Regions from separate parts of the Homo sapiens genome. Here region 2 is linked to region 1. Evidence: chromatin loops called from intact Hi-C (ENCODE). Cell type or tissue: heart right ventricle. All regions are shown on one strand. Links, peaks and the distances in the headings refer to the core of each region. The heading gives the core; the rest is flanking DNA. Region 1 overlaps STAM2 (signal transducing adaptor molecule 2). Region 2 overlaps CACNB4 (calcium voltage-gated channel auxiliary subunit beta 4).

Evidence for each region. Hi-C counts contacts between places; a loop is a spot of excess contacts. Peaks named below come from ENCODE experiments on the same cell type or tissue, not always from the same donor. Only the 100,000 strongest peaks of a DNase experiment are listed, where the experiment ranks them.
Region 2: a loop joins it to region 1, with 3 times the contacts of the local background. A loop is called at or near these places in 17 of 110 quality-filtered maps.

Annotation. Positions count from the first base shown.
Region 1 is chr2:152,105,456-152,121,968 of GRCh38, forward strand. STAM2 (signal transducing adaptor molecule 2) reads right to left here. Exons shown (of 14, transcript NM_005843.6): 14 at 11,346-15,347. The coding sequence ends at 15,119. Among named protein-coding and RNA genes, the nearest start is that of CACNB4, 15 kb to the left of the region's middle. In heart right ventricle, for the core only: a CTCF peak has its summit at 10,698; no DNase peak of the experiment used is centred there.
Region 2 is chr2:152,027,335-152,043,847 of GRCh38, forward strand. The region is part of intron 2 of CACNB4 (calcium voltage-gated channel auxiliary subunit beta 4); the gene reads right to left. Among named protein-coding and RNA genes, the nearest start is that of CACNB4, 63 kb to the right of the region's middle. RefSeq lists an enhancer at 6,996-7,571. In heart right ventricle, for the core only: a CTCF peak has its summit at 9,708 (motif pointing right); DNase peaks (open chromatin) are centred at 9,727, 10,597 and 11,497; H3K27ac peaks cover 2,169 bases.

The DNA.
Region 1 (16,513 bases), core at 6,619-14,618:
AAGCCTCGGCGACAGAGTAGGACTCCGTCTCAAAAAAAAAAAAAAAAAAAAAAAGACCCGGCGCGGTGGCTCAAGCCTGTAATCCCAGCACTTTGGGAGGCCGAGGCGGGCGGATCACAAGGTCAGGAGATGGAGACCATCCTGGCTAACACAGTGAAACTCCGTCTCTACTAAAAATACAGAAAATGAGCCCGGCGTGGTGGCGGGAGCCTGTAGTCCCAGCTACTGGGGAGGCTGAGGTAGGAGAACGGCGTGAACCTGGGAGGCGGAGCTTGCAGTGAGCTGAGATTGCGCCACGGCACTCCAGCCTGGGCGACAGAGCAAGACTCCGTCTCAAAAAAAAGGAAAAGAAAATAAATATTTATAGATAGCTGTATATACATGAGTTAGCATACATATATATATTCTCTTGCTTTCAGCTGAGGGCCTAGAAGCAATGACCCCTTAGTAGCAACAAACACATCTAGTACCAAGACGTTGGTTTCTAATACTATCCTTTAATAGAAGAAATCAGGGCAACCTTGGACAAATGGCTAATTCTAGGACTGGGGCAGGAAATATACAAGAGGAGTCTGGAGCATCTTAATAGTGTCAGAAAGTAAGGTAAGTGCTTTAAAAAAGAACCCCAGAATCAAAACCACAATGATGGGTATGTCAAAGGGCAATAGGAGCAAACTGAAAGAGCTCCTAATGGCCAAAGCTCGAACAATTTGAGTAATAAAAGTAGTATTGAATTAAAACCCAAAGTATAAAAGAAATACCCATGAGTTCATAGTGATAAAAATAAATGATCAAACAAATAAATACGTGGGAGAAAAGAGACAAACCTCCCATGTGGAAAATTCCACATAATTTATGTAGAAACTCTACCCTCAAGAAAGAGAAGAATAACTTCTCACCCTGTAAAGTGTGGGCTGCATATAGTGACTTCCTTCCAAAGAGTATAGCAGGAAAGGGAGGAGTGCAGAAACTCCACAAACGCTGCCTGAGCCAGGTGATCAAGATCAACATCAACAGCAATGTCGGGGTGATAGTATGTGCCCTTGATAGAATGCGACGAGAATCGCACTTCTGGGGTGAAAATCCACAACCTCAGCCTAATCATGAGGAAAATGTCAGACAAATCCCAATTGAGAACATTCTACAAAATATATGACTAGTACTCCTCAAAATTGTCAAGGTCATCAAAAACAAGGAAAGTCTGAGAAACTGTCAGAGCCAAAAGGAGCCTAAGGGGATATGACTAAATGTGATGTATACCCTGGATGGGATCCTGGAACAGAAAAAGGACATTAGGTGAAAGCTACAGAAACCTGAATACAGTATGAAATTTAATTAATAATAATGTATAATACTGGCCCATTAATTATGACAAATTTACCAGGAGAAGTTGTTAATAATCAAGGAAACTAGGTGTAGAATTCTGTGTACCAACTTAGCGATTGTTTGTGAATAAATCTAAAACTATTCCAAAATAAAAATTTATTTTTAAAAATTCTAAAATTTTAGAGCTGGAAGAGAATTTAGTAACTGTTTAGAAGAAACGCCACATTTAGCAAATTAAGAAGCTGAGCTCAAGAGAACGAACTGTTCAAGAGCAAGTGGCTGCTATTAGACTCTGCTTCTTTCCTAAAACATTCAATACGGCTGAATCACTTTGTCAGCTACAGATTCTCTCTTCATAAACTTTATTGTCACTTAATAAATACTTTCGTTAAGTGCTTCCTAAAGTCAAAGTCTTGTCCAAAGAGCCGTTTAAAAAAAAAAATGATTTGCAGAACTCACAGAGCTCAGGAATATAAGATGACAATGTGTTTCTTAATTAAAAATTAAATCGTCCGGATGTGGTGGCTCACGCCTGTAATCCCAGCAGTTTGGGAGGCCAAGGCAGGCGGATCACCTGAGGGCGGGAATTCGAGGCCAGCCTGGCCAACATGGCGAAACCCCGTTTCTACCAAAAATACAAAAAATTAGCCGGGCGTGGTGGTGTGTGCCTGTAATCCCAGCTACTCAAGAGGCTGAGGCAGGAGAATCGCTTGAACCCAGGAGGCAGAGGTTGCAGTGAGCCAAGATGGCACCACTGCACTCCAGCCTGGGCAACAGAGGGAAACTCTGTCTCAAAAAAAAAAAAAAAAAAAAAAAAATTAAGTTAAAACACATTTTGTCTAGGGTCCATGCATATCTAGTGTGTTGTATTTTTAATCTAGGAGCATACAAAAATCACAATAGTGGCACATGTGCTTAGTTACATATTATAGATTTGTGTAATTAACCTCTTACATTTATGTCCAACTAACCATGGCATAAAGTTTCAGAGTTTTCATCTTACAGGTTCTATTTTCTCTTGTTCTAAAGAATTTCTCCAGAATTACCTCTCCCCCTTCCCCTGTGTTCTGGTCCAAACTGAAAATCTGTTCAAAAGGCACATAAGCCATGTACTTTCAGGATATTAAAGGTTAAGTTTTCAAGAATTGGATTTAAAATGTTTACTTTCCTAACCCTAAAAAATTTACATGCTATAAAACCCAGTGAATCCTTGGCATGGTGGTGTGTGCCTGTAGTCCCAGCTACTCAAGAGGCTGAGGTGGGAGGATCTCTTGAACCCAGGTGTTCAAGTCTGCAATGAGCTATGGTTGTGCCACTGCACTCCAGCCTGGGTGACAGAGTGAGACCTGGTCTTTAAAAAAAACAAAAACAAAAACACAAACATAAAACGAACAACAACAACAAAAAAGTGAAAATGCTATTCTCTTGGTACAATTTGTTGTTGTTGTTATTGTTTAGACAGAGTCCCACTCTGTCGCCCATGCAAGAGTGCAGTGGTGCAATCACGGCTCGCTGAAGCCTCAATCTCCTGGACTCAAACCATCTTCCCACCTCAGCCTTCTAAGTAGCTGGGACTACATATGTGCACCACCACACCTAGATAATTTTTAAATTTTTTGTAGAGATAGGTCTCACTGTGTTGCCCAAGCTGGTCTCAAACTCCTGGCCTCAAGTGATCCTCCTGCCTCAGCCTCCCAAAGGCTGGAGATGTGAGCCACCACAACCAGCCATACAACTTTGAAAGGTACAAATGATTCAGATTGGTAATGGAAATAAAATCCAAAATCTAAGTTGTAAGTATAGTCACTGTGAAGATGAATCATACACATCTTTTAAGTGGTGAACTATATTAAGATGCTACCTACTAGCTAATTTAAATTTAATTTACATTTTAAAACCTACATTTATTTTACCAGGCATATTTGCCATCTTTGCTATGGTAACAACTCTAAAATCTCAGTGGATTACACCACCATATAGCCTGTTGCTCTGGTCCACACTGCAGCTCTGTTCCCCTTGTCTTCCATTTCCCAGGTTGAAGAAGCAGCCACAATCTGGAACATACTGGCTCTGAAGAGACAAGAAGCTAGAGAGCTACAGGAAGTTCATGATGCCTCTTAAGCTTCTGCTTAGATGTAGGCATCTGTTGCATCTGCTCATATCCCTTTGGCCAATGTATGACATAGACATACAACCAATTCCAAAATCACTGAATGAGGACATAATACTCCAGAAGTCAAGTGCATGGGCAAATACAAACAGTCCTCTTACAGAAAAATGGGAGAGTAAAAAACTGCAAACAACAATACAATCTTCCACCCGAAGGATAACTTGCTTAAAACAGACAACTATAAAATATAATCACCTCTATCTTTCATCTTCATTCTGCCATTTTGGGTGGTTGTCATAAATTATGCAGTTTTCTATAAAGTTTAAAGGAAGTATTCCTCTAAAGGTTCAAATTAAGGTACTGAAATATGTGGGTTCCAAATATTAAAATTCTTGTCCTATTTTGCCATGATATAGTTTTCTGTCACATGTCAGAAAGAAATGTTCACTGTGCTTCTTCCTCTGCTGCAATCTCTGGACTCAGAATGCAGAAAGGAGCATTATTTGATGAGAACTAGAGACACAATATTTATTTTTATTTTTTTGAGACAGAGTCTTGTCCAGGCTGGAGTGCAGTGGCATGATCATGGTTCACTGCAGCCTTAACCTCTCAGGCTCAAGTGATCCTCCCACTTCATCCTCCCAAGTAGCTGGGACTATAGCTGTGCCACCAGACCTGGCTTTTTTTTTTTTTTTTTTTTTTTTTTAATATCCCTATGTTGCCCAGGCTGGTCTTGAACTCCTGGGCTCAAGAGATCTTCCTTGGCCTCTCAAAGTGCTGGGATTATAGTTGTGCACTACAACACCTAAGATATTTAAAAAACAAAGCAAAGCCATTGGGTTTCCTGACCCTCAGACTGGACCCTAACCTCCTTTGTTTCTTTTCTTGTTGAGACAGAGTCTCACTCTGTCACCCAGGCTGGAGGACAGTGGCATGATCTTGGCTCACTGCCTCCCAGGTTCAAGCGATTTTCACGTCTTAGCCTCCCTGCAAGTAGCTGGGATTACAGGCGTGCGCCACCATGCCCGGCTAATTTTTGTGTTTTTAGTAGATATGCAGTTTTGCCATGTTGGCCAGGCTGGTCTTGAACTCCTGACCTCAAGTGATCCGCCCACTTCAGTTCCCAAAGTGCTGGAATTTCAGGCATGAGCCACCACACCCGGGCCCCACTTTGTTTCTTGATAGTTAAAGTAATGTCATATTCCTTTGATTCTAAAAGACCATGGATTTTCAGATGTATCAGTGAAATAGCTTTAAGAGAATACAATGAAGTCCTGTAAAACATGCTTATCCACTGTAAAATAAATCTTGATTTTTCTTTTCTTTTCTTTTTTTTTTTTTTTTTGAGATGAAGTTTTGCTCTTGTTGCCCAGGCTGGAGTACAGTGGCATGATCTTGGCTCACTGCAATCTCTGCCTCCTGGGTTCAAGCGATTCTCCTGCCTCAGCCTCCTGAGTAGCTAGGATTACAGGCTCCCGCCACCATGCCCAGCTAATTTTTGTATTTTTAGTAGAGACGGGGTTTCATCATGTTGGCCAGGCTGGTCTCGAACTCCTGCCCTCAGGTGATCTGCCTGTCTCGGCCTCCCAAAGTGCTGGGTTACAGGCGTGAGCCACCACACCCAGCCAAATCTTGATTTCAGCAATGTTAAAATAGAATGATGATAAGCACAAAGATAAGGTCAAAGAAAACTCAAATTTACTAAATAGCAGGCACCGTGAGGTGCTAAATCCATTTTCATTCTTTATTCCACAAATGTTTTATGTATCTGTGCTAGGCCCAGGAACTACAACCAGTAAAAGTCTGAAGGCTTTTTTAGACCTAGCGGGGGTAGAAATGCTTTCAGATACAAATAGCAAAACTGTACCAACCATAGTTTAGACCAATAAGGGTAACAGATGATAGGGGCTTTTCTTCCCTTGTCACATATGAAGAAGTCCAGAGGAAGACAATCTAGAACGAAATAGTCACTCAAGGATGTCATCAAGGAGCCAGACACCTTCAGTGTTTCTGAGCCATCATAACTTTCTTTCTCATAGTCACATGGTTGCTATATCTCCTGGGATTACACCTGCTTTCTAATCCAGAAGTGGAAAGAGCCTTTTCTTTAAAAGTTTTTTCTTTCATCCTAGGGAGTCCTCCCCAGGAACTCTGAGCTAAATCTCATTGGCCATAACCATGTTATGTGGCCACCCTTGGCTGCAAGAGTCTGGGAAGGCAAGTACTATTATCTTGCATACTGACTTCCTTGCAGTGAAATCTAAGTAAGGGGATGGTTGGAAATGCATGCTGAGTGAGCCAAACTACATTCCAATGCCACAGGGCAACCACTATAACACTATTACAAGATACTTCAGAATCACAGCACGGTTTTGGGATCAGTGAAATTTGGGCTGACACTTGAAAGGATAATTTATTAGGTGGACAAAAGTATTCCAGGCAGAAAAAAAATAACAGGGCCAAACAGGCACAAAAAAAGCCAAATTGTCACCTGTGGTATTTTGGGTTTGGTGGCTAGAGTCTGGAGAGTATGTGAGAGTGAAGAAGAGGTTAGAAAAGCTGCCAACGGAAGCTCATGAAGACCCGAACATGTGATTCTAGAGTTTAGCCATCATCCAGAATATAACAGAACCCTGGCGAAGGCTAGAATTGTTTTCTCAGCAATCTTGGTTCTTGGTTCTTGGAGAAACCAGGCTATGTGTGTGGGCTTCAACTTAGAACTACTGTCCTCACAACCAAATTAGCCTCAAGTAGTCACCTGCTTTTTCCTCACAGCAACTCCTTGAATTTAGCTCTCTTCTGTTCAGAAAACAGTACTCTGAAACCTTTGCCCATTTGCCAGATGTTGGACCCATCCTGTGTGACAGAACCACATGGATTCTCAGAAAGAGTCAGTCTGTTTGCATCAAGCTTTGGTCTCATCAGCCATCTGTGACAGAGCTAACTGTACTACAATGTACACATTAAATAGATCCATCTACTCTAATGCTCTTCCTTGCATTAGCATTCTCATATCTGAAGGCATTTTATAGCTATATGAGCCCTCTGCAGCTCCATCCATCTTAGTGAGTTGTGGGAAAGGGAGCTGAAAGATTCTGACAACCTTAATAAAGAAATTATTTCTAGTTAACAGTCACATTAGTACAGTGAGGACACATTCTTAGCATCAAATAGAGCCTCGGTTGTAATTCCCGCTTTGTCGCCGCATGGGACCATGTGAAAGCTATTTAACTTCTTCACCTACTTTTCTACCTACAGGAACTATGAGAATTCAAAGGTAATGTATATGAAAGTGGTTTGAAAATCAAAGAGTAATGTCTGATGTTATGCAACTAGTTAGTGCATGGTGAAACCGCAAATATAACTTTGGCTTGGAAATGCAAATTTTTTTTTTTTTATTGAGACGGAGTCTCGCTCTGTCTCCCAGGCTGGAGTGCAGTGGCGCGATCTCGGCTCACTGCAAGCTCCGCCTCCTGGGTTCACGCCATTCTCCTGCCTCAGCCTCCCGAGTAGCTGGGACTACAGGCACCCACCCCCATGCCTGGCTAATTTTTTGTATTTTTAGTAGAGACGGGGTTTCACTGTGTTAGCCAGGATGGTCTCAATCTCCTGACCTTGTGATCCGCCCGCCTCGGCCTCCCAAAGTGCTGGGATTACAGGCATAAGCCACCGCGCCTGGCCGGAAATGCAAATTCTTAGCATCCCCAGTGTACAATAATTATGTTATTGAATAAATTAATGAATGCTAATAAAACTTTAACTTTTCCATCTGTTTCAAAATAGAGAGACAGGGGCAGTTTGAAGCTTTTATCTCCCTCTTCACTTCCAGGGCTTTCTCTGTGTCTCCCAAGAAAGTGTTTAAAACAAAAAGTCCCGGTTATATGAGGTCAGATGTAAATACGTTATTTCTAGCCTCCACTGACTAAAAACTATGGTATGGTATGCTTTTATTAGAGAATCTTAACAAGAGTTTATTTGGTCATGGAATTGCCACAACCAATGCAACTTCAAATTTATTTACCAGTCACACAAAATAGTAACACCATGGTGTAAACACATTTCAACAGGTCTGTCCCTGTGGCAGATTACTATCAACAATTGTTTCACTCTACATTTCCCCAATCATCATCTCCTTTGCCCTCTCTATATACAGGACGGACAGCAAAATTCTCACCTTCCCAAAGGCATGTGCAGCTAAGTGTCCTTTCATACAGTTCTGACTAATAACATGTAGATGAAAATCTCTGGAGACGGTTTCCCAGGACAGAAGTATGATGAAGATTATTTTTGGCTAGGGCACAAAGTCTAAGTCTCTTTTTTCTATTTAGACAATGCACTTTTCACCATACAGTACATGTCTGAAGTTGCTTGGAGAAAAAATCTATGTGACAGTTAAGAACTATCTCTACACTGACACCTAACATATCTGTTCCTAGACATCATGGAAAGCTATGTCCTAACAAGATAGCATTGTCTCCCCTTTAGGTATATGATAGAAGTAATCAGATTAGGACGAAGCTGTCCTCTCTTAGAAGTGCAAATTATACAGCTATGGGTTTGATGCATCACAGCTGGAGAACCTAGGTCCTAGAATTGACCACCACTAGGGTATGTTATAGCAGTGTCAAAAAGTAGCTGGTAAAAGAATAGTCTCTTCAACAAATGGTGCTGGGACAACTCGATACCAATATGCAAAAAATGAAGTTGGACCCTATACCTCATACCATGTACAAAAATTAACTCAAGTGGATCCACAACCTAATTATAAGAGCTAAAACCATAATAGTCTTAGAAGAAAACAAAGGAGGAAATTTTCATGGCCTTAGATTTGGCAATGGATTCTTAGATATCACACCAAAAGCAAGAGCAATAAAAAAAGAAAAAAAAAAGAACAAAAAAAAAGAGGAAATAAATTAGACCTAACCAAAATTTCAAGCTTTGGTGTGTCAAAGAACATTATCAAAACAACTCAACAACAGAGACAAAAAACTTGATTAAAAAATGAGCAAAGGCAGCTCCTGGGGAGGCTGAGGCAGAAGGATCACTTTAGTCCAGGAGATGAGGCCAGGCTGGGCAACACAGCAAGACTCCACTTCAAAACACAACAAAAGCAATGGGCAAAGGACTTAGACATTTCTCTAAAGAAGATATCAGACCAGGCGCAGTGGCTTACGCCTGTAATCCCAGCACTTTGGGAGGCCGAGGTGGGCGAATCACAAGGTCAGTAGATCGAGACCATCCTGGCTAACACAGTGAAACCCCGTCTCTACTAAAACTACAAAAAAAAAAAAAAAAAAAAAAAAAAATTAGTCGGGCGTGGTGACAGGTGTTTATAGTCCCAGCTACTCGGGAGGCTGAGGCAGGAGAATGGCGTGAACCTGGGAGATGGAATTTGCAGTGAGCCGAGATCACACCACTGCACTCCAGCCTGGGCGACAGAGCAAGACACTGTCTCAAAAAAAAGAAAAAAAAGATATCTAAGTGGCTAATAACATATGAAAAGATGCTCAACATCACTGGTCATTAGGAAAATGCAAAAAAAAACCCACAATGAGGTATCAACAACTTCACACCCAGCAGCATGGCTATAATAAAAATAAAAAAAAAAGGAAATTAACAAATGACAGTGAGGATGTGGAGAAATTGGAAGCCTTGTGCATTGCTGGTGGAAATGTAAAATGGTTCCGCTGTGGGAAAGTTTGGTAGTTCCTCAAAAAGTTAAATGTATAATTACCATATGACCCAGTACTTCTACTCTTATGTATCTAAAAGAATTGGAAACTGGTATTCATATACACGTACACACACGTTCATAGCAGCATTCACAACAGAAAGTAAAAATAGGCCAGGTATGGTGGCTTATGCCTGCAATCCTAGCACTTCAGGAGGCTGAGGCAGGCAGATCACCTGAAGTCAGGAGTTCCAGACCAGCCTGGCCAACATGGCGAAACCCCATCTCTACTAAAAATACAAAAATTAGCCAGGCGTGGTGGCACACACCTGTAATCCCAGCTTTTCGGGAGGCTGAGGCAGGGGAATCACTTGAATCCAGGAGGCAGAGGTTGCAGTGAGCTGAGATGATGCCACTGCACCCCAGCCTGGGTGAGAGAGTGAGACTCCATCTCAAAAAAAAAAAAAAAAAAAAAAAAGTAAAAATAGCACAAGTATTCACCAAAAGATGAATAAACAAATTGTGATATATATAATGGCGTATTATTCAGTCATAAAAAGAAATGAAGTATTGATATATGCTACAATAAAAATGAACTGCAAAAACACTAAATAAAAGCCACACAAAAAACTGCAAAAACATTAAAAAAAAAAAAAAGGCAGTTGTGCCTGCCCAACACTGTGAATGTATTATTAGGTTGGTGCAAAAGTAATTGCAGTTTTTGCCATTACTTTTAATGGCAAAATGCCCCTGACCTGTTCACTTTAAAATGGTTAATTTTATGTGAATTTCACCTCATTTTTTTTAAAGAAGTAGTCAGCTCCTGAGACCAAAATGTAATCAGTATGTCACTGATTTAGTGTAAGGGTACTGGAAAACTTTTTTTTTTTTTTTTTAAAGAGATGGGGTCTCGCTATGTTGACCAGGCAGACCTCGAACTCCAGACCTCAAGCAATCCTCCCATCTCGGCCTCCCAAAGTGCTGGGATTAGAAGTGTGAGCCACCATGCCCAGCCAACCGGAAAGCCTTTATTAGGATATTAAATGGTATAAAGCTAAGAACAAAACCAAACCTCCATTCTTGAGTAGCTTTTGAGGGGGAATATCCTCCAGTTTTTTTTGTTTCTTCTTCATCTCTGTTTGGCTTTGAACATTTCTCCTGTCATTCAATAACTACTGCTCAAGATGAGCAGAGGAGTAGATAAAAATGCAAATCAGTTATAATCTTGCTAACTGTAAACACCTCTGGCATAATGAAATCAATTATTGAAATGTAGATGTGCTATTTAAAAATCAAGAAATAGGATTATGGGATTAATAGAGGTCTTAGTTTCATCTATCCATGCAATATCCTTATAGTTTAGCAAAGATAAAAAGACTGTCACTGGACTACAGACATCTTTCTCAGAATTCCTCCGTCAATTTTAAGCAATCTTATCAAAGTCTTGAGTACTTGGTACTCAGATTTCACTGTACACTCTTACCCATGTCTGAGTTCCCCAGGACTGCTGTAACAAACAACAGAAATTTGTTCTCTCACATTTCTGGAGTCTGAAATCAAGATGTTAGCAAGGCCATGCTCCCTCTGCAGGATCTATGGAGGAATCCTTTGCCTCTTCCAACTTCTGGTGATCCCAGGTAGTCCTTGCCCTCTGGCAGCATAACTGCAACTTTCACTGCCATCTTCACATGGCCTCTTTTCGTCTATGTGTGTCTTCTCCTCTTCTGATAAGGACAGTAGGCATTGGATTTAGGGCCCACCCTAAATCCAGGATAAATTCGCCTCAAGATCCTTAAATAATTGTATCTGCAAAGACCCTATTTCCAAATACAGTAGTCAGCCCTTAACCATGATTCCACTTTTTTTTTTTTTTGAGATGGAGTTTCGTTCTTGTTGCCCAGGCTGGAGTGCAATGGCATGATCTTGGCTCACTGCAACCTCCGCCTCCCAGGTTCAAGCTATTCTCCTGCCTCAGCTTCCCAAGTAGCTGTGATCAGTTATGCGCCACTACGCACAGCTAATGTTGTATTTTTAGTAGAGACAGGGTTTCACTATGTTGGCCAGGCTGGTCTCAGACTCCTGACCTCAGGTGATCCACCTGCCTCGGCCTCCCAAAGTACTGGGATTACAGGCGTGAGCCACCACGCCCGGCCCATGATTTCACTTTCTGTGTTTTCAGTTACCCAGATTAAACCATGGTCCAAAAATATTAAATGCAAAATTACAGATAACAATACATACATTTTAAATAACTTTTATTAGAGTATATTGTTACAACTCTTTCATCTTATTAGTTCTGCTGTTAAGTGCCAAATTCATAAACTTTATCATAGGGATATGTATGCATAGGAAAACAAACAGTATATATAAGGTTCAGTACTATCTGCGGTTTCAGGCATCCACTGGGGATCTTGCAAATGTATCCACCACAGATAAGGGCGGGGGTGAGGGGTGGCTACTGTTAAGTCACATTGTGACATTCCAGGTGTACATGAAATTTGGAGGGACACTATTCACTATATCACACAAGCAACATAATGCCTCTTTTGACACAGTAAGATTTTAAAAAAAAGACTCTCAAACTTTAATTCAGCTTGATAAAATTAGAATTCTTCTTCTGGGGAATTTTCTTTTTGAGACAGGATCTCATTCTGTCAGGCCGGAGTGCAGTGGCGTGATCACACCTCACTGCAGCCTCAAGCAATACTCCCACCTCAGCCTACTGACTAGCTGGGACTACAGGTGCACTACCACACCTGGCTAAGTTTTAAAATTTTTGTAGAGATAGGGTCTTGCCATGTTGCCAGGTTGGTCTCAAACTCCTAGCCTCAAGCAATACTCCTATCTCAGGCTCCCAAAGTGCTGGGATTATAGGCATGAGCCACTGTATCTGGCCTCTGGGGAAAACTTTTAGAAATATACTTTTAATTTTTGAAAGAAAATTAAACCAAACAAAAATCAAATCCCTAAAACTGAGTATTCCCATTTACTAACTGGCTAAAACTGATGATGAAAGAAGAAAAAGTACCTTCCGATAGAAATAAAGCATTATAGATCAGTGCTATTTATAATTTATTACTTATCAAAGTAACTCCAGCTTTCTTATAGCAATTCAATAAGCCCTCTCCTAGAACTCAGGGGCTTTTAAATTTATGTTTTTACTAAGAAAACCTTTTTAAAAAAAATCCCTAAGCTATATGTTTTTAAAACATTTAAAATTGATTTTTTAAATTTTGAAAGTGAAATTATAACCATCTTCAAAACATACAGTAAAATGTATTACGTAGACAAGTATCAATTATTTCAAACAGCATGACAATTTAACTACAAATAATTTCAAATCCTAACAAATATAATTACCTAATGTTTAAGTAATTTTATAAATAAATTACCAAATTAGAAGACAGTATTGGTTGACTACATTTTACAAACTATAAGAATATATCCCACACTTCATATATTTTAACACCCTGGGGTATTTTTCTGCATTAATAAAATTCATTCTATTATAAATTTTCAGGAATTCTTTCTGATGTACCAAGATTTCATATGAAAAAGCAGAAGCTATTTTTTTATTTCTGATATAAAACAGTAAGTATGAACCCAATGTAGAAATCTGAAGTTAGACAATTCCCTTTGGCAGAAAACAATTATAAACAGGTCTTAATATAAATAGAATCCATAAGCCCATAAAAAGGGAAGTACACAACCCTGTGTTTCTTAACACCGAAAGAATCATCAGTACACAGATTTAAAATCATTTTTATCTCTCGACAGCCTGCAACACAAAATTACATATGGCAAAAAATAATTTTTAACTTGAGAAAGAAAAAAACTTCTGCACATATAAACTTTCACCGATGTGCCAATATATACTATATATTTATATATATATATATGTGTCATGTTTTATTATTCTAAAACTACATTATTTATAATGGCTGATCCCAATTTAGTGGGTGTGCAGTAATTATATTGGCTCAAAGACATGCTGAATTAAACTTTTATAATTGAGATCACAATTATACATGAAATACACAAACATTAAAATAAGTTTATTAAATAGAGTTTGGGAGAAAAAAAGTAAGAAATTCCATATATATGCAAATGTTGACTATTATCGAGAGCAGCTTTGGATTTTTTTTAAATGTTTTTTAAAAATTATTATTTTGTAAATAACAGAAGATTTGTTTCCAAAAAGTAAGGTGCCATTCAGAAGTATATAATTGAATTAACATAAAGGAAAATACTGAATAAAAAACAGAACATGAGATATTAAAGGTTAAAACTTTCTGTTCAGTTATTTGTATCTGAAGTTAAGACAATGACATAAACTGAGCTTTCAAATACTGCTAATTTTTCCACTTAAATGTAGATCAAGTACCATATAGACTATTTTGTTCTAGAATAAAGTTTCTTTGAAAAAGGAACATATTTATAATCAAATTTCTGTAGATAAATGGCAAAATTTTCAGAGAACTAGCTTGAAATGGATTTAGTAGAAAGAATGACTGCTTCCTTTAAAAAAACAAATATAGAAATCTTGCTTCCACGTAACTTTTTAAAAACTAATGTCCATTGTTTTTCCCAATCTGAATATGTTTCCATACATGTATGTATTTGCAATTTCTATTTTCCAATATGTAAAAAGTTGGTAGACAATGAAGTAGTGTGCAAATTTTTAGGAGAGAAAACAATCCCTACTGGTTTACTACCAAACTCTCACAGTTATATAGAATCTATTAGCACTATAAACTAACTCAAAATGCAGGCTTCAGAAAAACTGCTTCAATAGCCTCCCTATCAATCTGTCGCCTTCTATGAAGTCTTCACCTGCTATTATTCCACAGGCTGAGAATTACTTCTGAAAGAAATGGTCAATTTTTTCAACAGCTTGGTATGTTGACAGCTTAGCAACGGTACTTGAATCACCTCTTTAAAAAAACAACACACCACTAAAAACACACTTATCATCCATGCTTGGTATATCTCACAACAAATTATTAGGAATGTCTCATGGTTCAAATTCACACGCAATCCCATAAAAAGGATATGCAGCATCTCTGCACACCACATTGCAGGAAGAAAAACAAATGGACCATATCTTCATTAGAGAATAGCCAAAATCACTTGAAAAGGTTATTAGTGACAATTCTAAATACCAGAGATACATGTAGGAAAGAAAATGTTTTTCCTCAGGGAATGGAAATGTTTTGTGGGACATTCCTTCACAGTTGGCATGACTGTTTGGGGGACTGACTAAATGCTTTATCACACATCTGCATTTACAAGGTCTTCACTGTTAATCACAGAAAACATTTTTGTTCCTTCCAGATTGCTCTTGCTTCTGTAGACAATTATATGCTAATTATTATTCAACATAACAGTGAGAGCAAAAGTGACAATACTGCAAACACAACCGCAATTTAAGGAGCCAAAAAGAAATATGCTGGCAAGCTAAATGCTTACACACAAAAAAGTTAGACTTTTAAAGTGTGTGAGAAACTCTGAAAAAAATATTTCAAGTTCTTCAGTGCTCTTATGACATTTTAGGGGGAAACAGTGGTTTCTTTAAAATAATATTTTAATCCTCCTATCTCATACTGTTTATAAGTATGAGATACTTTTGACAAACTCACTCTGTCGATCATGCTACTGCACTCCAGCCTGGGTGACAGAGCGAGTTTGTCATAAGTATCTCATACTGTTTGTCATAAGGCTACTTAATGAGTATCTAGATTTATGTAGAGAAATCTGAAAGTAAGACAAAACTAACTGAAAGCATCTTTAAGCTGCCTCTGATGAAAAGATTGACTTCAAACAAACTGGACTGAAAAAAAAAAAAAAAAAAAACCTTTTATGGCCTTGTAGAATAAGAGAGGTTTTTGTGCTTTATTTATTCATGGTCCTTTTGAGTTGAGAGGGAAAAAAGTTTTAATATTTTCAGGTTGGTATCACAAGGACTGAATAATACACTTATGAAGGCTTTCAAGAAAATGCTTGATTTGTTTCTAAAGGAGAGGCTGCTGATGGTAATTTGTGTGCTGCTGTGCAACTGGATGAGCTGGAACTGTCACCGGAAAGCCTGCCAGTTGAGGCAAATTGGAAGTAGTGTTCTGATAAGATGACATATCCACAGACATCCCCATTTGCTGTGTGTAAGCAGTTGTACCAGTAGCTGACTGTAGGTTAGAGTTCTGGTTCATATAAGTAGGATTGGAAACAGTGTCTTGTCCAGTGCTACAAACAAAATTTTAAAAAGAAAACCATATTTACTTTGCAATATATAAGGTTAGAGATCAATCATCATGACAAAAATGCCTTTTCCATCTTCTTTTTAAGCTTACGTAGCTCTGCTGTTCTGATTACAATTTAATCATTCCAGCCATTGAATACTGTTAATCAAATTTTCTTCTTCTTATTTTTGAGATGGGATCTTGCTCTGTTGCCCAGGCTGGGGTGCAGATCATAGCTCACTGCATTCTCAAACTCCTGGGCTCAAGCAATCCTCCTGCCTTAAGCCTCCTGAGTAGCTGGGACTATTTAAAAAAAATTTAAATTAGTCCCAACTAATTAAAAAAAAATTTTTGTTGTAGAGACTGGGTCTTGCTATGTTGCCCAGGATGGTCTCAAACTACTGGGCTCAAGTGATCCTCTGGCCTTGGCCTCTCAAAGCGTTGGGATTACAGGCATGAGCCACCATGCCGAGCTTGTTAATGTAATTTTTATATTTGGTAAGAAGAGAGAGGTACTTGAAAACAAACAAAATGTAAGATTCTAAGGCCAATTTAACTTCCCTTCTCCAGAATCTCTAACTAAAAACATTCAGAAACCACCTGAGGAGATGCAAACTGTTCCTGACAGAAGTACCCTTGGCCATTTGCAATGAGAATGGAGCCCTGGCTCAAGATGCCACTTTCAGCCCATATTCTCCCTTCCCCATCTCCCAATCCAGCACAAAGAAGTCCACCTCTTCTCTGTAAACATCCTTCAAGCTTTCCTTCAGTAAGGACTTTCTACTTTTAAAAGGAAAACAGCATAGTCTGTATAGGGCCCAAAATCAACCCTCAGGATAGTCCGAAACTATAGTTTCTTTATTGACACTTCACAAACTAAGCTGAAAAATCACACCAAATTGCAAGACTTGTTTGTTCCTATAACTACTGTGGCATACATTTCTCTTAAAATATATATACTTTTGGCTGGAAGCGGTGGCTCACACCTGTAATCCTAGCACTTTGGGAGGCCGAGGAGGGCGGATCACGAGGTCAGGAGATCGAGACCATCCTGGCTAACACAGTGAAACTCCGTCTCTACTACAAATACAAAAACAAAATTAGCTGGGTGTGGTGGCACGCGCCTGTAGTCCCAGCTACTCAGGAGGCTGAGGCAAGAGAATGGCATGA
Region 2 (16,513 bases), core at 5,065-13,064, 80 kb before region 1:
GTTCTCAGCTGTGGAAATTGGATGCTGAACAAATCAAAGAGCTTACAATCTAGCAGAAGAAACTGTAATTAGATAGATTTTAAATATAAAATCAGGTATTCACAAGTTATGGTCAGGAAAGCCTCCCTGAGTTTTCAAGCTCCTCCCCTGCCACCTCCCCTCCTGACTCACACCAAGGGAAGTGACAGGAAAGCCATGTGCTACCTCTTTGGCTCCAGTGGGAAGCTCAAACCACACAAGCTTTGGCCCCAGCCCAAACCACTGACCACCATAAAAGCCAAAGCCGAGGCGGGCGGATCACGAGGTCAGGAGATCGAGACCAGCCTGACCCACACGGTGAAACCCAGTCTCTACTAAAAATACAAAAATTACCTGGGCTTGGTGGCGCACGCCTATAATTCCAGCTACTCAGGAGGCTGAGGCAGGAGAATCGCTTGAACCCGGGAGGCGGAGGTTGCAGTGAGTCGAGATTGTTGCCACTGCACTCCAGCCCGGGCGACAGAGTGAGACTCCGTCTCAAAAAAAAAAAAAAAAAAAAAAAAGCCAAAGCCAGTTGCCCTTGAGGCTCTCAAGCCATTTTCTAACCTGCCTGAGAGCCTGCCCAGCTCTCCTCAGAGAGCTTCGATTTGTGAGTAACAGATCTTTTTATACCTTCTTAGTGCACAGGTGGCACCCTCAGCCTCAATATCACAACTAAATTTTAGGTCAGAGGTTGACACCTGCTCCCTTCTACAAGGGCAATCACAAGACAAGGATCGCCTGAGCAGAAACCTAATCAAATGAGGGGATGAGGGAAGAGCAAAGAGGGCATGACCTACAATCCCCTCTAAACTCAAAGCAACAATTTAGGACTGGGAACCCCAGGAATTCAGATGATGGATACTGAACCAAAGGGTTGTGGATTTGTTCATGATTACTGCCATCTCCAGACCAGCAAAGGACACAACTGGGAAAAGCTGCACTACAAAATTTAAATTACCTAAAATATGGAAGTGGAACATGAACAAGTACTTCATCAGGGCCCAGATTTACATGTGCCCCGAATGAGTCAACATGAATTCTCCCGACACCCACTGATACCTTCGTGTGTAACAGCACAAGCCTAACTAGTTCTACTGTAGCCTGTGGACAAATCTCTCCATAACTGCACCTTTCAATACTTAACCTATATGATTTCTAGATAATGATATAATCATGTAATCATGTTATCACAATGATTATATATAACCATATCATTTAAATTTGTCTTTCTGCGAAAGAAGAAGGGAGTATTATTTTAATTTGTTTTCCTTGGAATCTGACCAAGGCTGAGACCAAATGAGCAATCTGTTGGTCAAAAACATTTCATTTATAACCACGTGGTGAACAGCTTGCAGTGAGATTTGGGAGAGTCACAAGGAAAGGAGGAGCAGATCCTTGCATACAGTGTTTAAAATCTAATAAGCAACAAGGAGCTCACACAAGTGGGTATTAGCCAAAACATGATAAATATATACAAATGCTCCAGCTATTTTTGTTGTGTACAAGTGCTAGGGATGGAAAACTAAAGAAAGTATTTGTCCAAGAAAGCTTCATAAAGGATGGCACTTCTGAGTAGCTTTGAAGAAGAAAAATCCAAGTAGCTTGGGAAGACATTCCATCCAGAAGAAATGGATTAAGGCCAAGAAGATAGAGTGTGTTGGTGACATGGAAACAAAGGCATGTTATGGACTGAACTGTGTCCCCTGACAAATTCATATGTTAAAGACCTAACCTCCAATATGATGGTATTTGAATGTATTTGGGAGGTAATTAGATTTAGATGAGGTCATGAGGGTCTTATAAGGACACTAATCCCATGATGAGATTAGGGTTCTTATAAGAAAAGAAAGAGCCCAGGGCTAGGCGTGGTGGCTCACGCCTGTAATCCCAGCACTTTGGGAGGCTGAGGTGGGCGGATCACGAGGTCAGGAGTTCGAGACCAGCCTGGCCAACATGGTGAAGCCCCGTCTCTACTAAAAATACAAAAAATTAGCCAGGTGTGGTGTTGTGCACCTGTAATCCCAGCTACTCAGGAGGTTGAGGCAGGAGAATTGCTTGAACCCAGGAGGCAGAGGTTGCAGTGAGCCAAGACCACGCCACTGCACTCTAGCCTGGGCAACAGAGCGAGACTCGATCTCAAAAAAAAAAAAAAAAAAGAAAAGAAAAGAAAAGAAAAGAAAAGAAAGAGCCCAGAGTTTGCTCTCTCTGCCACATGAAGACACAGCAGGAAGACAACCACCTGCAGATTAGGAAGAGGGTCTGCTATGGTCTGAATGTTTGTGTCCCCTCAAAATTCACAGACTGAAATCCTAACCCCCACGGTGATGGTATTAGGAGGTGGGGCCTTTAGGAGGTGCTTAGGGCATGAGGGCAGAGCCTCATGAAAGTGATTAGTGCCTTAATGAAAGAAGCCCTGGATTGACCCCTTGCCCCTTCTACCATTTGAGGACACAGTGAGAAGAAGGCACCATCCATGAACCAGAACGTTGGCCTTTGGCAGACACCAAATCTACCAACACCTTGATCTCGGACTTCCCAGCCTCTAGAACTGTGAGAAATAAATTCCTGTTGTTTAAGCCACCTGGTCTACAGTATTTTGTTGTGGCATCCTGAGCTGACTAATACAGTCATGCATCATGATAACAAGAAAAGAGCAAATTACACAAACAGGTGCACTGAGTAGAGAATGCTGAAGTGCAAATTCAAGAAGCCTCATTTTCTTTTTGAGGCAATTGTGAGCACTCTTACCTTCTTTTTTTTTTCTGATTACATTTCTACTCTTCACTTTATTCACTATTTAGTTGCTTCTAAAATAGTTTGAGGATTATATTAACACAGTCTTGAAAAAATAAAATTCACACATAGTCAAATAACACTGTAGGACATGTTTGTTAAGACAAAAGAAACACAACATTGAAAATACTTGGACATTTTTCATGCTTATAAGACACTAGATTTATGTTTACATTTTTTCATCAATATTAATAGTATAATTCACTATGTATAGATGAAATTTTACACAAGATCATCATTAATTTTTACAGATATGATCTCATAATTTTAGAAAATTTTGTTTCCATTGTTATTGAAAAGAATTTTATGTATTTATTTATTTTTCTTATACTTTAAGTTCTAGGGTACATGTGCACAACGTGCAGGTTTGTTACATATGTATACATGTGCCATGTTGGTGTGCTGCACCCATTAACTTGTCATTTACATTAGGTATATCTCCTAATGCTATCCCTCCCCACTTGACAGGCCCCAGTGTGTGATGTTCCCCTTCCTGTGTCCAAGTGTTCTCATTGTTCAATTCCCACCTATGAGTGAGAACATGCAGTGTTTGGTTTTCTGTCCCTGCAATAGTTTGCTGAGAATGATGGTTTCCAGCTGCCTCCATGTCCCTACAAAGGACGTGAACTCATCCTTTTTTATGGCTGCATAGTATTCCATGGTGTATATGTGCCACATTTTCTTAATCCAGTTGGAACCAACCCAAATGTCCATCAATGATAGACTGGATTAAGAAAATGTGGCACTCTCACCTTCTAAAATTGATACTGATGTCAAGCAAGGTTGGGGAAAGATGATTCATTCACTGCACAGCCTCAGCCCTGGGCAGAAAACACAGCAGTAACAGGGAAGTGGATACAAGCAGTCCAGGAGAAAGGGTACTTGGGGTAGACAGGCGGTATTGCCACGGGACTAGCAAGATATTTTACAGATGAAGAAATAACAATTTACAGAGAAACTTCCTTCCAGAAAGAAAAAGAGGAACCAAGAGAAGAATGACCATCATCCTGATGTGCCCAGAACTCTTTCAGTTTTAGCACCTAATATTGTACATCCTGGGAAACCCCTCAGTCCCCAGGACTGTTGGTCACCCCACAAAGGACACTTCACAAATTATTAAATCTGAACAAGTAACAGGTACAAGATATTATGATGATGACTTAATGACCGAATAAGACTCTGAGGGTAAATCAAGATTTAAATTGCAGTTACGTGTTATACAATGCATGTAGTTCAGGCTGGTAGGAGGACCTTCCAGAAACTGGAAACATGGGACTCTGAGGATGAGAGAGCACACGCAGGTGAGCGGAGACTTCTTCTCCTCCTAATATCCCACTGTTGACGGGTGCTGTGTTATCTGTACTGTGGCCCCTCTGCAGCACAACCTGAGGGAGGAAGGCAGGTCAGACACAGCCAGGGGCTTGCTCAAAGGCCTGGGACCAGGCAGAGGAGGATCCACAGATGGAGCTCAGGTCTCCTCATCCTTAATCCTAGGCTTTCTCCCCTGCCCATCAGCCCCTCCCGGCCGCCATTAATCCTCGGATTTCAGAGTCCTGATGGCCTCTAAGGAGTGAGAGGACAGTCAGCAGGGTCTCTGCTAGACCCTGAAGAGAGACCTGGAGTTAATGGTAGAGAACTAGGCAACAGGAAAAAGAGGAGGTTTTAAAAATTATCCATATTTTTGAAAACTGATATTTTCCTCCATTACTAGAAAACTGCCCTTTCTGTTGGCATTAGGCTCTCTAAAAGGGAAGCACCGTGCTGACAGTCTTGCCAAGCCAAGGGTGAAAGCCTCACAGCCCGTGGCTTGCTTGAACGAAGGCTCCATCAGGGGACAGCAAACTCCCTCATTTCATATTCAGGCAAGAGCGGAGAGCAACAGAGCCTTGATGATTCGAGTGTCTGGATCCTTCTATAGTGTGGGGAAAGGATGTGGCAAATAGAGAGAGAGAAAAAAGGAATAGGAGGCACATGACCAAGTCTGATTTTTTCAGACCTTCTGTTAAAACTGCCCCACAGATGGCTTCAAAATATAGAACCAGAGACTGTGGAGAGCTGGAAGGAATCCCCTTCCCCCCGTCCATTATCTTTGCTCCACGGATAAGAAATTGGCCTGAGAAGGGAAGGGACTGACCCAGGCCACACAGCCAGGAAGGGGCAACAGCCATGTCTCCTGACTCTCAGTGTAACATTTTTTCCCCTAAAATACATTGGACCAAAATCTACTTAGCAGCCCATGGAAATGAACAAGTAAATTGTTAACTTGCTACTAATTTTAGCTATCAACTATTGATGGTGGCACATCTAACTCAGTCGGTCATGATTTTAAGAAAGCCACAATTAATTACAAATTCCTTAAAAAACACAAATAGAGACTATGGTTTAACCATATATTACCGAGACATTTTAATACAACTTTATTTTTAATAATAGGGAATTCAAAAAAATCTAAATGCTTTTTTGCTTAATGCATTTTCTCTCTCCAAAGAAAGTCTCAATATACTTTATATGTTTCCATCTTAAAAAGATTTTTTAGGCAGGGTGTGGTGGCTCATGCCTATAATCTCAGCACTTTGGGAGGTTGAGGCAGGAAGATTACTTCAAGACCACCCAGGGCAATATAGTGAGACCCCCCATCTCTACAAAAACAAAAAAATTAGCTGGGTATGTTGGCATACGCCTATAGTCCTGGCTACTCAGGAGACTGAGGCAAGAGAATTGATTAAGCCCTGGAGTTCAAGGCTGCAGTGAGCTATGATTATGCCACTGCACTCCAGCCCGGGCAATAGAGCAAGACCCTGTCTCTTAAAAAAAAAATAAATAAATAAAAAGGTAGAAAAATGAACTAGTTTGGTGTAGACAGGTTCCCCTGCAGAGGTTCTGCTTCAGGCCTAAGTGAGGCAGTGGCAGCCAGGCAAGGCCCTGGAGAACAGCATGCCAAACAAGAGGAACAGACAGGGCCAAGGTCCCCAGGTGGGGAAGGGACTGGCATGCTTGAGAGCAGAAAGAAGACCCAGGCGGCTGGTTAAATAATGAATGAGGAGAAGCGGGGTGGGGGAATGAGGATGAAGAGGCATGCTTACACGTTTTTACAAAAGGGCAGCTTTTGACTTGCTGAAGCAAATGAAATGCTTCCATTAAATCCCCGCTTGGTGGTGTAGACGGGCTGCCACCACCTCTCTGAAGTGACTGAAAACAACAGGGAGGGGACTGAGGGGATGCGACCAGCATCCTAGAAGAGCAACTTCAGACTCCCTCCTTCAACTCCAGCAGCCACAGTTGCTTAGATACCCTTGTAGTTCAGGTCTCCTGAGGTCTCCACATGGCTTCCAGCTGCCTTTCTAGCACGTGAAGATCCTACCCTATCATCCTCTGCCATTTAAGGCGAGAGGCAGATTCACTGTGATCTGGGTAAATACCATTTCCAAAAAGGAAACCGGCACCCAAACCTCCCATCTTTTTATAAATTCTCCTGCACAGACGGTATAGTCTCAAAGGACGTAGGAGCCAAACTTGGGGAAAAAAAATTTTCTCCCCTATTTAGAAAGTTCTAAATAATCTGACACAACATTCAGCTAGTGGGGGTGTGAGAAAGTGGGAAGGAGGACTTTAAGGCCAAAGTCACATGAAATAAAGAGAAAAATGAAAAATGTAAGCTTTTGCCCTTTTGTGAGGACTTCTCTAATTCTCGTGGTATTTCAGATTTCCCTCAATCAAATCATTCACTCCTTCAGTTTGTAGGTAACAGACATTTCCCTTCCTTATTAACAAGATGCAGGTAGTTAGCAACATAATAGAAGCAAGAACTTTGTATTGCTTGGTGTGTCTGGGTCACATACTATTTTTAATTCCTGTCTCCTAACACCTGGGGGGGAAAATTAAGTTCAACAGTTCCTTACACAGGAAAAAAAAGAAATGAGCATTTCTCCCTCACTAACAGGCAGCACTTCCAAATAAAACCTGTCAGGCTTAAGAGCAAGATGGACTCGGAGTGGCTTTCTCCTCATTACTTGTCTCCCAACAGGTCTATTAAATGATCGGAATGCCCAGGGTTGGTACATTTAAATTTCATTTCAAATTAAAATCCCAACAGAAGTCACGTCTTGCAAAGTAGGTCTTAAAAATACTTCTATGCTGGACACATGAGACCTGCAGGGGAAGGAAAAGCAGAGAGTGGATGCAGGTGGCAGTACCTAGTGAACTAAAAGCTCTTGAAGTCTCCATTAGGGCCCTCACACAGGGCTCTGGTGAAGGGTGATAACAAGGAAGGGACCAGGCCACACAGCAGGGGAACTGAGAGCAAGGACAACGCTTATCCTGCAAGAGCAAGCTAACCTTGCTGCCTGCTCCGGCCTCTCCTTTATTTCAAGCCGTTACCACAAAATGGGCAAGCGGCTTCCCTTGCAGAAAATCCCCCATCATGAAAAGCATCGCATAAATTCCATTCTCACTTAACGATCTGTATATGAATTAGAGAATGTGGGTTTTGTTTTTGTTTTTTGTTTTCCTCTCTAGATGTTTGTAATCCTGCCTTTAAAACACCAGGGGATGGCATCCGATACAGAGTTGCTGCTTTCTACAACAGCACCCCCACAGTGCTCTTTTAAACACACTAACCCCTGGGGTAAGGAAAAAAAATTATGAGGAAAAGTGTTCCCTGGCTTCTTAGTCTCTAATAAGTACTGTGTGGTGCTGCTTCACTGGGATCAACTGGTTTCAACTTTCTATTCTCAGTGGCATCTACAGCAGGCTTGAGGCAGAACAGTTGACCAAAGGAATCGTGAGTGCAGCTGGAGTCCTGGGAAGTCCGCGGCAAAAGTATTGGCAGTGGTTGATCAAGTGGCACCTGCTGTTAAATGAACAAATTCCCCATTTCCAGACCTAATCACAAATTGGCAAGTGCACTTTATAATCCAATGCCCTTCAAAATCCCAAACCTCCGGGCAGGAGAAGGAAAGTGACGTTCAGTGAGAGACATAATGTCTGACATCAACTCCACCATGTTACAAGCAATAGCCAGATGCTTCACAGAAAGCAAGCACTTTCTTAAACGGATGATTTTCTTTTGTATATTTATTCACTGTCTTGCTCCAAAAATGATTCAAGGCAACTTTAAAAAATATATTCGCAGGCCGGGAGCAGTGGCTCATGCCTGTAATCCCAGCACTTTGGGAGGCCAAGGCAGGCAGTACACCTGAGGTCGGGAGTTCAAGACCAACTTGGCCAACATGGAGAAACCCCATCTCTACTAAAAATACAAAATTAGCCAGACATGGTGGCACATGCCTGTAATCCCAACTACTCAGGAGACTGAGGCAGGAGAATCGCTTGAACCCGGGAGGCGGAGGTTGCGGTGAGCTGAGATCGTGCCATTGCACTCCAGCCTGGGCAACAGAGCGAAACTCCGTCTCTCTCTCTCTTTCTCTCTCTCTCTCTCTCCCTCTCTCTCTCTCTTTCTCTCTCTCTCTCTCCCTCCCTCTCCCTCTCTCTCTCTCTCTCTCTCTATATATATATATATATGTATGTATGTATTAAGATGCACCTGATATGGATTAAGATTGTCCTTGTTAGACAAACCGCAAGAATAGCTCAGATTAACCAACAGACACTTCTCAAGCTTTTACCCCTCAAGCATTTGAGTTTAAAACTTCAAGAATAAATTAAATTCTCCATAAGATTTTTAAACTCCATCATATCATTGAGAATAAAACTGTTAAATGTGCACACTGTGTTCACCGCAGCATTATTCACAATAGCCAAGATGTGGAAGCAACCTAAATGTCCATCTATGCATGAATGGATAAACAAAATGTGGCGTATGCAGACAATATTATTCAGCCTTAAAAAAGGAGGAAATCCTGCCATATGTAACGTGGATGAAACTTGAAGACGTTAAGTGAAATAAGCCAGTCACAAAAAAGATACTGCATGATTCCACTTATATGGGGTATCCAAAGCAGTAAAACTCTTAGAAGTAGAAAATATAATGTGGTTGCCAAGCACCGGGAGGAGGTGGTAACAGGTAGTTGTTGTTCAATGGATATAGAATTTCAGTTTTGCAAGATGAAAAAGTTCTAGGGATCTGTTGCATAATGGACTGCATATAGTTAACACTGCTGTACTGTACACTTAAAAATGGTTAAAATGCTAAATTTTATGTTTTGTTTTGTTTTGAGAGTCTTGCTCTGTCTCCCAGGCAGGAGGGCAGTGGCAGAATCTTGGCTCACTGCAACCTCTGCTTTCCAGGTTCAAGCAATGCTCTTGCCTCCGCCTCCCAAGTAGCTGGGATTACAGGCGCGCGCCACCATGCCTGGCTAATTTTTGTACTTTAAGTAGAGACAGGATTTCACCATGTTGGCCAGGCTGGTCTCGAACTCCTGACCTTAGGTGATCTGCTCTCCTAGACTTCCAAAGTGCTGGAATTATAGGCATGAACCACTGTGCCTGGCCAGTAAATTTTATGTTACATGTTTTTTACCACATTAATTTTTTTTAAAGTGTTAAGTGTGGTGAAAGGCAGATTTCAGTGAGGATGTCGACCTCTAGAAGCAGACTTTCCAGAGTCTTGGAAGTAATATTTCTGGGTTACTTTAGGCTACTCAGACCATGTTTAGAGTATTCTGTCTTATTTTGGACACAACGGCCTTGGACCATGGCTGGAGGACATGTCAGTCTTGGCTATGCCTTCTAGTGTAACATAGAACAAGTATACTCTGCCATGACATGAGATTCCTTCGAAGAGTTTCACCTGACAAATATTAATTGAGAATCCCAGGAAGTGCACTAGATGCTAGAAAGCAGCTATCATGAACTTCAGCTTCAAAAAGGCAGTGAACCTGAGCAGAACTCTTATTTGGGTGTTTCTATCTCCAAACGTTCTTGATGGCCTTAGCCACAAGATGGCGCATGTAGACCATTTCCACACTTGCGGCTCAGGCCAGTTGATTCTTGCGGGGGCATAGGTTCCCAAGCACTTATGTAGGGTATTCTTCCCTGGGCTTCTGTTTTGTTACCTTCTCAATGAGTGATGTCTGAGAAGCTTGGTTTGGTTAGAAATAATATAATATCCTGCTTATCTCCTTTGAACAAGTACTCAAAGGTGGATATTAACAATAACACACTTGCTATACCTAATAATATAACAAGACTCTCCTTTGAATATGAATCAGGGAAGTGCTTCTGTGGCAATCTATATCCCGTCAATTTACAAACTGAGTGATTGCAAGAATAAATAAATCCTGCTTTGGCCCAAATGTCAATCTTTGCTAAAGAAATATGTCTGTGGACATTACAGAGGAATCGTGCCGTTCTTAAATCTACTTACACCCTGCTTCTGCAAATGCTTACGTATCTGACTTGTTTTAAGGTATTTCAAAGCCAAAAGAGAGGCAAGAAATAAATGCTCACACATTTTGAAGTATTCCATGAACAACTGAATAATGTGACCTTCTGACTCCCAGTGAGCCTAAATTTTTCTCATTCTTCTTGCTTAGACCAAAAGCACATATCCCCTCTCAGGTGAAGGCACAGCATTTAGGATGACACTCTTCTTTTCCTAAGGATGGGAGGGAGAGAAAGAAATGCTCTAGGGAGACATGGCCTCCCTCTGAGACCTAAAGGGAGGAGGGAAGATTTTTCTTCTCCCATTTGGTCAAAAGTCAGCCAGGGGAGCCACCGTGAGCCAAGACCTCAGCAGGCCTGCAGCACTGCTGCTCCCCCCTCATCCTTGGAGCTGCTCACCAACTGCTACAGCAGGGAGCTGGCCGGGCCCCAGCCTGCAGTGAACACAGAGCCAGGCTGCAACAGCTGGATGCAGAAGGGAACCACCCCCAAGGAGGCCGTGACAAAACGCAGGGCCCAGGGAATCTTCAGCATTCATCTGGCCAGGAAAACTGGGGAGGATCAGAGGGCCCCCAAAGAAATGCATGTCAGGAACCTACTGGGATCTACCATGCTGTATTTGGAGGCAGGAGGTGGGGGTAGCTTTCATAAATCCTGCCAATGGCAAAGTTCCTAAATTCTTCAAAGCATCAAGGATGCTGGCCTGCAATGGGAATGCAGAACAAAAAGTCTTGTAAAGTAAGGGGTTGGTGAGCTTGTAATTCTGGGGTTTGGTAACTCTCACACCAGAGTGTGCACAAGTTGCTGAGAACCACGCAACAGCCCTCCCCGGCCTTTTCCAAGTTCTGCTGCTTGCCTTTGGCCTAATGAGCCAAATTCAGACTGTATATCCCCAATGCAGCTTCTACTGACAGACAAGGGTTTGGCAAGAAGCTGGAATGCAGCTTGATTGCAGATAATGAATGTGTTCAGCAGAGATGATGAGCACCTGGGACACAGGCTTCTACCTCAGCACCGAGTCTGGCTGGGAGATGGAAGAGGATAGGTGTGCGTGAGCAGCTGGAGGCACAGAAGAGGAAAGGCCCACTACTCTGCTGCAGCCTGCTGGCTCGTATAACAGCTCATTAACAGCAGAGGCTGAGACTTCCTTTTCCTCTTTCCACAAAAGACATGGCAATAAAAGCAGGACAGGCTGCAAACTCAGCCATTTTCAAAGACTCATGGCATGTGAGATTGGGAGGAGGGTGACCAGCTGTGGCCACACAGATGGGGACAGAGGCCCTGACTGGTGCTAGGACACGTTAGTGGTGGAGAGGGACAGTTCCCTCAGGCCTTCCACCTCCCAGCCCAGGACACTCTGGACAGGAAATCTCCCCCTCTCTTCCCAGCCCTGTATGTCCCCACCCCAAGAGGGTGTGACACTTCCTCATGTTCCCTGCTGGCCCATTGGCTAGAGCTCTGGACGGATATAGAGGAAAGATAATACAGTAATTCAGAACTGAGGTCATTGCTTGCTTAGTTAATATAGGGATAATTAAACAGCATTTAAAGAAAATGGTTTAGCTGTATAAGCAAACATTTCCTTGTATTTAAAAAAAAGCAAGAAACATAGTTTTCTGAGGTCTCTACTTAAGAATCTTATTATTGGGCCGAGCGCGGTGGCTCACACCTGTAATCCCAGCACTCTGGGAGGCCGAGGCCGATGGATCACGAGGTCAGGAGTTCAAGACCAGACTGGCCAAGATGGTGAAACCCCATCTCTACTAAAAATACAAAAATTAGCCAGGTGTGGTGGTGGGTGCCTGTAATCCTAGCTACTCGGGAGGCTGAGGCAGAGAACTGCTTGAACCCGGGAGGCGGAGGTTGCAGTGAGCTGAGATCTCGACACTGCACTCCAGCCTGGGCGACAGAGCAAGACTCTGTCTCAAAAAAAAAAAAAAGAATCTTACTATTCCCTCAATGCTGAACCCAAACCTTCCCCTGACCAGTCTTTTGGAGGAAGCCTACACTTCTCCTACTCTGTTCACTTGCCAAGCAGCATATGGAGCCCTAGAATATTCTTGTTTTCATATAGGTTTTATCTTACATTTCCAACTACATTATTTGTTCTATGAGGATAAGAGCCTTGTTATATGCTCTATGTCTTAATGAAAACATCTGATAAAACATGAGTGATCACTCTGTGCATGGCAGGCAGGCAAGGCAAGGGAGTAGGGTGGGACCAAGCACTGATCACAGAAATGCAGGTATTCCTTCCAACCCTGGAAAAGTAGAGCGAAGCTCAGGGAAAACTACGTAAGTCCTCAGAAACATAGTCGAAGGCATGAAGTAAGCACTGAAGCAGACCATATGGAAAATAACATCTATTTTTCAAAAGAATTTAAAATAGAGAATGCAGAAAAAAAGAAGAAGTTTATGGCAATATGATTCTTGTGTACACCGAAGACATAATTTGTTGACAAAGATTAAAGTCACTTAATGGTCTTAAGGCAATGAGTATACTTTATATCCAAAAAGAATAAGAATTTTAATTCCACCTTCTATTTCTACAAAAATTGTACTGGCTGATAAGTGATGGCCCCCAGTTTTCATTGCGGCTAAATGGGAATGTCTCATTTATGGGCTATTCTGAATAAATTAGCTGGGAGTTTTTTTAAGTATCAAAAATACCAAGAGGTCTAACCCATATACTAGTTAAAAAGTAGAATTTTATACATCTGCTGAATCTGAAGGCTCATGATTCTCCTATCTCACAGTATTTAACTCCTACATTTTATAAAGAATTCAATGACATCTAGAATCTTTAAATTTATAAATATCTATCATTAAATCTGGCTCAGATAATAATTGAACCAAAGCATATAATGCCATGTCTATTCATGCCCTCACATTTCACTGATACTTTCTTCAGCTAATTAATTTTATTTATCTATTTGTATTATTTTATTTTATTTATTCATTTATTTTTTTGAGACACAGTCTTGCTCTGTCACCCAGGCTGGAGTGCAGTGGCACATTCTCGGCTCACTGCAACCTCCGCCCCCTGGGTTCAAGTGATTCTACTGCCTCAGCTTCCTGAGTAACTGGAATTACAGGCGCACACCACCATGCCCAGCTAATTTTTGTATTTTTAGTAGAGACGAGGTTTCACCATGTTGACCAGGCTGGTTTGAACTCCTGACCTCAGGTGATACACTCGCCTCGGCCTCCCAAAGTGCTAGGATTACAGGCGTGAGCCACCGTTTCCAGCCAGCTAATTAAATTTAAAAAGAAGTTTTCAAGATTAGCAAAACCTTTACAACTCATCTAACAATGTAGTCCTTTGTTCACATCTAAATGCATATGCTGCCGGTGCCAAATGATGGTGATTAACCCCTGGCTGATATTTTCTGTGAAACAAATTGGTATTTTCAAGACAATTTCCTAGTGAGAAAATGTCCACATAAACAAAATTGCATTTTGATCAAATCCCCATGTTGGTCATCTTGGCAAAGCCCTCAAAGACCATGGCAAAACAGCCACGACTGCATCGCCTGACCTCAGCCTTTTGGGCCCTTTGGGAGCAGACTCCCCACACTCCATGGGAGAAACACCATTAGGCCATTAGGATTTCAACCTCGGATAAAGCTCTTCCTCCTGTTTCTCCCCACAAACTTTTGGCACTCAGTATAATGATTGTGAGACACTAAGAAAGACAAATGATTTTTCTCTCTCTCATTTGCTAATCCCAAAGTATTACTTTATTCCCCTTTGGAACTTTTCACTGCAGAATCCTTTGTGTATAGAGAGATCTGTGTTCTTAAGCTCAAGAATCTGTTTAATAAACTATGAATTTAGAAGTCATCATCATGTTTTAGTTGCATAAGCTCAGTACTTATGGGAAACATTTCTGGAAGAAGGTAAAGGGCAATCTGTAATGGGGGCTATAAATTTCTGTTTAAATTTGCCACGAGTTATTAAATCCAGTTAAAATCATAATATGACAGTGGGAAGAAACATGAAGGTAGGCAGTTGGCCAGGCCAGGGGCTGAAGGGATATTATTGCTGGTTATGAGAGTTTACTAAAATCATTACCATGAAAGTTCTGAGTTTTGATAGGAGACTGGGGCACAGAAACTGCAGGAAGAAAGAAGCATCTGGACAAATCAGTCCATCACCAAAAGACATGGAGATTATATTGTCGGAGACATCTTCAGAAGTCCTCTGATTTTCTAAGGAAAACTGAATTAAAAAAACGGCTTTGGGTATGACTTCTCTTTCTTCTTCCAAAACCATCAAAAAGGGAGATATCTTGCAAGTGATTAAAAGATAGTGTTCTGTCTAGCACTATTGCAAGTAACATCCACATAGAAGTCAGAAGACCCTGCGTGAGCACTAATTCCCCTGTTACTTCCACCAGAACACAAACCCAAACAGGGCAGAGCCTCTGTCCTGCTCACGCCATCATTCCCAGCACTTGGAATAATGCCCAGCACATAGGAGGTGTTCAATAAATAGTTGAAGGAGTGAAAGAAAGAGCAAACTATGTGATCTGTTCAGTCTGCCACACTTCTAGCCAAACCTCACCCTAAATGCAGAGCCAGAATGGGCCATGCTGGGAAACAATACTCTATCTCCCCAGTGCCTAGGGCCAGGTAAATGACTCTGTAAGGGACTAAGTCCCAGAAGCTTCCAAACTAATTGCTACTAAGCATGGAGAGAAAGCCATAATGCCATTTTTTAGGTTCCCCTACTAACTAATCTAGGGTCACCAGCAAGGCCTCAAACAGCATCTTGCTCCTCTTCCCGCATAACCCTAGGAACGCTTTCCAATTCCATTTCCTTTCATCCGTCTGCTCCCTCCCCAGGTCTGGTTCTTATATGTCGTAGCTTGCCAGGGGGTTGGACCATATTTCTTGGAGCCTCTACTTCTTCAGGCTCCTGCTTAACAAAGGTCTGGACCTTTCGGGCCTCTGAGGATCCCTGAGTGAGTCCTACAGACCTGGCAAGCTACTCTTGGAAGTCAGGTTGAAGTCAAAACAGCTAGACTAGCAGTACCATTGACCCAAATCACCGGCTAAATGTACTACATTATTTACTGCTCATATTGTGTGGCCATCTGCTGATAGCAGATAATCATTTTAAAAAAAGATCAAAAAAAGAAAAATGGCACTTTATATCTTATGTTCCCCCTTCTGGCTGAAAGTGTTGTTAATTTTATTTATTTTATTTTTTTAGAGATGTTTTCAGACGCGTTTGAACCAGAGCAACTCCATCTTGAATAGGAGCTGCGTAAAATAAGGCCGAGACCTACTGGGCTGCATTCCCAGGAGATTAAGGCATTCTTAGTTACAGGGTAAGACAGGAGGTCGGCACAAGATACAGGTCACAAAGACCTTGCTGATAAAACAGCATGCAGTAACGAAGCCGGCTAAAACCCACCAAAACCAAGATGGAGAGGAGCGTGACCTCTGCTCGGTCTCACAGCTCATTATATGCTAATTACAATGCATTAGCGTGCTAAAAGACACACCCACCAGCACCACAACAGTTTACAGATGCCATGGCAACGTCAGGAAGTTACCCTGTATGGTCTAAAAAAAGGAGGAACCTTCAGTTCAAGGGAATTGCCCACTCCTTTCCCAGAAAACTCATGAATAATCCACCCCTTGTTCAGCATGTAATCAAGAAGTAACAATAAGTATAAGCAGCTGAGCAGCCCGTGCCACTGCTCGCCTATGGAGCAGACACTCTTTTATTCCTTTACTTTCTTAATACACTTGCTTTCACTTTATGGATTTGCTTCTAATTATTTCTTGTGCAAGATCCAAGAACGTTCTCTTGGGGTCTGCATTGTGACCCCTTTCCAATAACAATGAGGTCTCACTTTGTTATCTAGGCTGGAATGCAGTGGCATGATCATAGCTCACTGCCACCTCAAATTCCTGGGCTCAGGGATCCTCCCACCTTAGCCTCCAGAATGGCTGGGACTACAGGCACACACCACCATACCTGCATAATTTTTAAAATTTTTTGTAGAGATGAGGTCTTGCCATCTCCAGGCTGGTCTCAAACTCCTGGTCTCAAATGATCCTCCTGCCTCAACCTCCCAAAGTGCTGGGATTACACGTGTGAGCCACCGTGCTTGTCCCAGTTTTTTTTACCTTCACACTTAAAGTGAGAGGGACTATGTGCGTGTATACACGTATACATACATACATACACATATGTACACCTACTGGGGTTCTGTAACATATTTGTGGCAAGATGTCTCAAATTCACTTATTTCTTTTGTTAAATAAATTGACTGATAGAAACCACTTTTCAAGTATTAAATTGCTCAACTGAGCAACATCATTCTTCAAATGTTAAACTGTTA